Regions from separate parts of the Homo sapiens genome. Here region 1 is linked to region 2. Evidence: chromatin contacts called from ENCODE Hi-C or POLR2A ChIA-PET data. All regions are on one chromosome and are shown on one strand. Each heading gives the region's core, a stretch centred on a gene start or an enhancer-like site at or near the end of the contact. The rest is flanking DNA. Distances are from core to core; before and after follow the strand shown. Region 1 holds the start of DTD1-AS1 (DTD1 antisense RNA 1). Region 2 overlaps DTD1 (D-aminoacyl-tRNA deacylase 1).

Region 1 (2,700 bases), core at 79-2,578, 41 kb after region 2:
TAGATTGGATTCTGGACCCAGTGGGACAATGGCAATATTCAAATAAGGCCTGCAGATTCATTATTAGTTAATGCTATGTTACCAACAGTAACTTGCTGGTTTTGATCACTACTACAGATATGTGAGATCATTAACATTAACACTTCGGGAAGCTGGGTAAAAGGAATATGAGAACTCTTCTGGTCTATTTTTGCAACTTCATTAAGTCTGGAATTATTTCAAAGTAAGTTTAAGATACATATGTGTACACACACGTACACACACACAAACACACACATGATCACTCTTGACTGTGTGGCCAGCAAGCCCAATGGTACTTTCCAAATGCTCACCTCCTCAGCCTCTTACAGTGAGACAGCATGGAGCTGCCCTTCTAGAAAGTCTCTCCCACTAGGCTTCCAAACTGAGGTACTTCCCTGGCTCCTCTTCCACTTTATAGCCATCCCCACACAAGCTGGGCTCCATCCTCCCTGATGACCACCTCTAACAGATGACTTGCCTCAACGCGGGAGATCTGACAGAAACTTGAAGGCCGGACCTCCCCATGACTGTCCTGCTGGCATCACGCGAAAACCCCAAAGCTGCCCCTGCCCATGTCCCTGTTAGCCTGTTCAAGGCTTGCTGTCACCTCAGGGTCCTTCTCCACATCTCCCACTTCTCTGGCCTTCTCTGTTCCTACTGCTGACCCATTTCCAGGCCTCTATTTGCTCCACCCAAGCCTCCTGCACAGAGACTCAAGGTGACAGATGGGGAAAAGAACACCGCTGCCTCAGGTGGGAAAACCTGGGTTGGAGGCTTCATTCTGCCATGGCCTACCTGTGGTTTTGGAGAAAGCTTTTAGAGACTAAAGCTTTTTCACATGTAAAACAGGCTATTAAATAAGAGCCCCTAAGGCAGGCTCTCTTGACCTAATAGCCTTCCTCTCCTGCTGCAACTCCACTCCAGAGTGTGAAAATGCCACAAATCCACTTTCCCAAACTCCCTGGTGACCTGCTGGACAGTAACCCAGCTCTGCCCAGAGGACATAGGAAACACCAACCCTCTGGCCTGCCTTGGACACAGACGTGGAGGGTGTAAGGGCACTGCTGTGGCAGCCATTTTGTAACCAAGAGGAGATGAGGTAGAGGACAGAGAGGAAAACAGAACCCCAGCACCTGGGAGCTGCCAAAGTAACCAGCCCTGGAGTCCCTGGGCTCGGGCCTCGGAACTCATGAAAGAAAATCAAATGTTCCTATTGTTTAAGGAACTTTTAACTGAGAATTCTATTTGACTGTGACTTTCAGCCATGGCAGGGCTCAGTCACCAACTATTCATAAGAGGGTAAGGAGACAGATGCAGGCAGGGAGCGGGAGGAGGGAATGGGAATGAGCTGAGCAGCAGCATCACAGCTGGAGGGCTGGACATGGATGACCAGCTCCTCACTTCCAGGTGTTTCCACATCAAGCATCCTGCAGACAGCTAACAAGTTCATTCTACAAAGTACAGTTCTCACCACTTTATCCTTCCTCTGCTCGGAAACAGTCAATGGTTTCCCACTGTCCACAGGGGATGCTTAACGCATGTGGGTTATGCAGCTAGAAAGACAAGGTAAGGACTTTGGATGTAAATGTAGAGGTTAAAAAAATAAATCACTGAATATGTATAGATGAAATAACACTGAGATTTGCTTCAAAGTAATAGAAGATGTTAAAGGGTTGACAAAATCAGAGCTGCCATCCTGGGTGTCCACTGATGCTGGACACATAGGGGTTCGACAGACTCTATTGCCCAGTGTACATGTGTTTAATATTTTCTGTGATAAAAATTTAAGATCATTTCAAGTTAATAATACAGAACTGAACTATGTAATTATTGTTAAAAACATATACATCAGCAGATCCTAGAAAAGCTTATCAGAATAGTAAAAATGTGTGATTTGCTAAAGTTTTACTGATTTGCTCATACAAAGGTGTTCATACCCATTTCTTGGAATTTCTCTTCAGTCAAAGAAAAGTATTATCAGAATAAAGATGATCACTTGCATACTACTTATAATTGTGAAAAATTAATCTAGATGTCCAAGAGTAAAGTTATGGTAGACTGATTTAATAAATAGCATGCAAACATAAAAATTATATGAGTTGAGAGATTGAGACCATCCTGGCTAACGCAGTGAAACCCCGTCTCTACTAAAAATACAAAAAATTAGCCAGGCGCGGTGACAGGCGCCTGTAGTCCCAGCTACTCGAGAGGCTGAGGCAGGAGAATGGCGTGAACCTAAGAGGCGGAGCTTGCAGTGAGCCGAGATAGCGCCACTGCACTCCGGCCTGGGCGAAAGAGCGAGACTCTGTCTCAAAAACAAACAAACAAAAAATATGTGAGTTGAATATCCACACTCCAAAAATCTGAAATCCAAAATCTTCCAAAACCCAAAATTTTTTGAGAACAGACACGATCCTGAAAGGTTGTACTCAAAGTGAATTTCACTGGAGAATTTTGGATTTTGAATGTTTCTATTAGGGATGCTCAACCAATAAGTATAATGCAAATATTCCAAAATCTTAAAAAATCCAAAACACTTCTGATCCCAAGCATTTTGTTTAAGGAATACTCTACCACTATATAAAATTTAGTCACCCTCACTGAAAATGGTAAAGCTTTAAGTGAAAAAGTTCATGACAATTACATCAATAAGAAGGACATGTGAATATCTGCAAAACA
Region 2 (2,767 bases), core at 46-2,545:
CATATACACACATATATAAATACTCATGAACAGGTCCAAGTTAGATGCTGAGAAAGTACAATTTTAGTTTTAAAAAGTAAGATGCCGTCTCAGTTTTGTTCTTTGTTTCGCCATGGCCTGGTAACAAACAGTTCATGCAGCAGCACTTTAAGTAGGAATGAATGATCTGGAGCAAAGATGACAAAAAGCTAGCATTTTTAAAATCTGAGAAATGGCCACACAGAGCTGCTTGTTACATAGTTCTTTGTAGTATTACTTTTCCATGGAAAAATATTTTTCTCTTGACTATTCTGCCACAGGTTAGGAGGAATTTCCTGCATCTAAAATAACAGGCTTCTTTCCTTTCGTCTGTCTTCTGGTATTAAAATGCTCTTTCTTTGATGAAATGATAAGGACAGTATACAGGACTCCTTCTGTCTCATTCCCTTTCTTGCAAACAGATTTTGGATTTTTGCAATGTGGATATACCCATTACTACTAAGCTATACACTTAAAATGGTTAAGATGGTAAGTTTTATGTGTATTTTACTATAATTTAAAAAATTAAGCAATTTTGGAAATCATAAGTTAGCAATCCATGCTAGACTCCCCAATTTCTTTTTGTTTTCTATATTCCTGATTCATAAAATCCAAATATCTTGAAATTGGTGTTCTGCAGTAAATTGTGGTAAGCTGCCTTCTGCTGCCAGCAATTGACATTTTATATTCGCATCCATGTGTTCATACTTGTATGTCTTACTTGTGTGTAGATGCATACACATATACACACATATATAAATACTCATGAACAGGTCCAAATTAGATGCTGAGAAAGTACAATTTTTAAAAAGCAAGATGCCCTCTCAGTTTTGTTTCTCATCTTCAGAGATTAAAAACAAAACAAAACAAAACAAAAAAAAAACAAAATGTGAATATCAACAGTCACAAAATTAAATAAACCTCCTCCCCCTTGCTAAGTAATCTCATGCAAAGGCCTCTTTGTGACCCAGCCTGTTCTTCACTTTGTACTCTTTTATGCTATTGAGAACCAGATCCAGAGAGGACGATGGGGAGTAACCCCAATTAGCACAGCCCTCTGGAGGCTTCTCAGCTCCTCGTAGTGTCATTCGACTCTGTGCTGAGGCAGAGGCACAGACACCACAGATGCAGAAACATCCATCTGACCTTCCCCTCCAACCCTATCCCCTCCCACCGAGAGCCAGCTTTTAAATCACATGTGATAACTATTTAAATGACAGGCACAGCCCACATTTCTGCCAGTGATGTAATGCTGACTCTCTTACAGTATTTATCTTAAAACAACCCAACCACATATGGCTCCATGCCGCAAACTCAAGTTCTCTGTGAGAACATTGTGAACTAACCTAATAAATTTAAGCCTTTTCTGGGAAAACTTGGAATCCAATGCAGCCAAAATGTGGAATTTACATCTCAAAGCAAGAAAGCAGCTGGATTTTTTTTTTTAAGGAAACAAATGAGAAAAAAGAAGAAGAAAAGAAACTGGTACTGCATATGAGCTCAAGCAAAATGTCAACAGCTTTCAAATTAAGAGGAGATGCATGTCAAGGAGAATATAAACCACTACAGGTCTGTGAACATACAATCTACAAACACTGAAATAGAGTACTTCTGGGTTTTTGTCTGTTTGCTTGTTTTTAATCAACTGGCAAGAAAGCCCACATTGTAAGGGAGAGACTGTCCAAACCATGCTGGCTTTAGCGCCTTAGAGAGAAACCCAGCCTTCCAAAAGCTGCCCTGGACACACAGACACCACCAGGGGCCAGGTGATGATCCTGTGGTCAGCCTGCACCTTTCACAGTGAAGCTTGGGAACACGTGTGCCAAAAGAGGGGGGACTGGAATATGCAGATCCAGACTCACCCAATTCATGATTAAATCCACTGAAAACATAAGCGTTTTTCTTTTTAATTAAGATGCCCAAGCTCTAATTGCACAATCTAAGAATGAACTAGTTGAACATTGATCTTATAATGCCTGATTTCAGGGCCTGCAAACTTAAATGCCTTGAGAGACCAGCCAGGAAGCAAAATGAGTTAAGTGGCCAAGAGTAAGACAATATGGCAGGGTGGAGCCTGAGGCCACACTGCAGAGGACAAGCTCCACCTAAGGCCTTAGGACACACTGCAGAGGACAAGCTCCACCTAAGGCCTGAGGCCACACTGCAGAGGACAAGCTCCACCTAAGGCCTGAGGACACACTGCAGAGGACAAGCGCTACCTAAGAACATTCGCACTTTCTTTTCAAACATGTATCTGGACCATAATGTTGATGGGGTGCATATGTGTCACCTGTTAGGGATCCCCACTTAGCATTTCCACCTATGTGACCTTGTTTGCTCTTAATAACCTGATAGTAGTTGAATGATCATCAATGTCCCACAGAGAAGCCACTGCCAGCTGCCTACACCGCAGCTACTCATCTTCCCAGCCCCTTCCTCCCTCCCTGCTGGCAGGAGTCTCCTACTTCAGAGGTGGCAATGTCTGGTTCTCCTGTCACATGGCATGTGACACAAACCATAGCCAACAAGACCTGAGGGGACTGCAGAGGGTCTTTGGAAAAAGGCTTCCCTCCCTAATAAACACAGGTGAGAGGAAACACTGCCTTCCTTCCTATCCTTGGCCATAGTCAGGGGAGGAAACGGAGCTTCGGAATGGTGCAGCTCTCAAAACGAGGAGGGGACATCCAGAGGTGCACAGAAGTCTCTGGAGAGCCCCGGCAGAGTTGAGCCAGCTGAACCAGCTTTCCCC

What was found. A loop is a pair of places that touch in the nucleus more often than their neighbours do. ChIA-PET counts read pairs that join two places held with the same protein, here RNA polymerase II (POLR2A). Pooled maps may share reads with other maps.
Region 1: a map of heart right ventricle shows a loop between it and region 2 (1.9-fold over the local background). The contact joins the promoter of DTD1-AS1 here to the enhancer-like site in region 2. A Hi-C loop is called at or near these places in 2 of 168 maps with a recorded cell type or tissue (heart right ventricle and ovary) and 1 of 50 pooled maps. POLR2A ChIA-PET finds 5 or more read pairs at or near these places in 3 of 52 experiments (AG04450, GM12878 and activated T-cell).

What each region holds. Positions count from the first base shown.
Region 1 is chr20:18,697,336-18,700,035 of GRCh38, reverse strand. It overlaps DTD1-AS1 (DTD1 antisense RNA 1), which reads left to right and starts at 1,328. Exons shown (of 4, transcript NR_109955.1): 1 at 1,328-1,587. All of the region lies in intron 4 of DTD1 (D-aminoacyl-tRNA deacylase 1), which reads right to left. RefSeq lists a silencer at 244-391.
Region 2 is chr20:18,738,444-18,741,210 of GRCh38, reverse strand. The region is part of intron 4 of DTD1 (D-aminoacyl-tRNA deacylase 1); the gene reads right to left. Among named protein-coding and RNA genes, the nearest start is that of DTD1-AS1, 41 kb to the right of the region's middle. Within about 2 kb of position 1,295, at least 9 of the 41 ENCODE cell types and tissues checked have a DNase peak (open chromatin) inside an H3K27ac peak, as active enhancers do; they include heart right ventricle, where a contact is called at or near this core.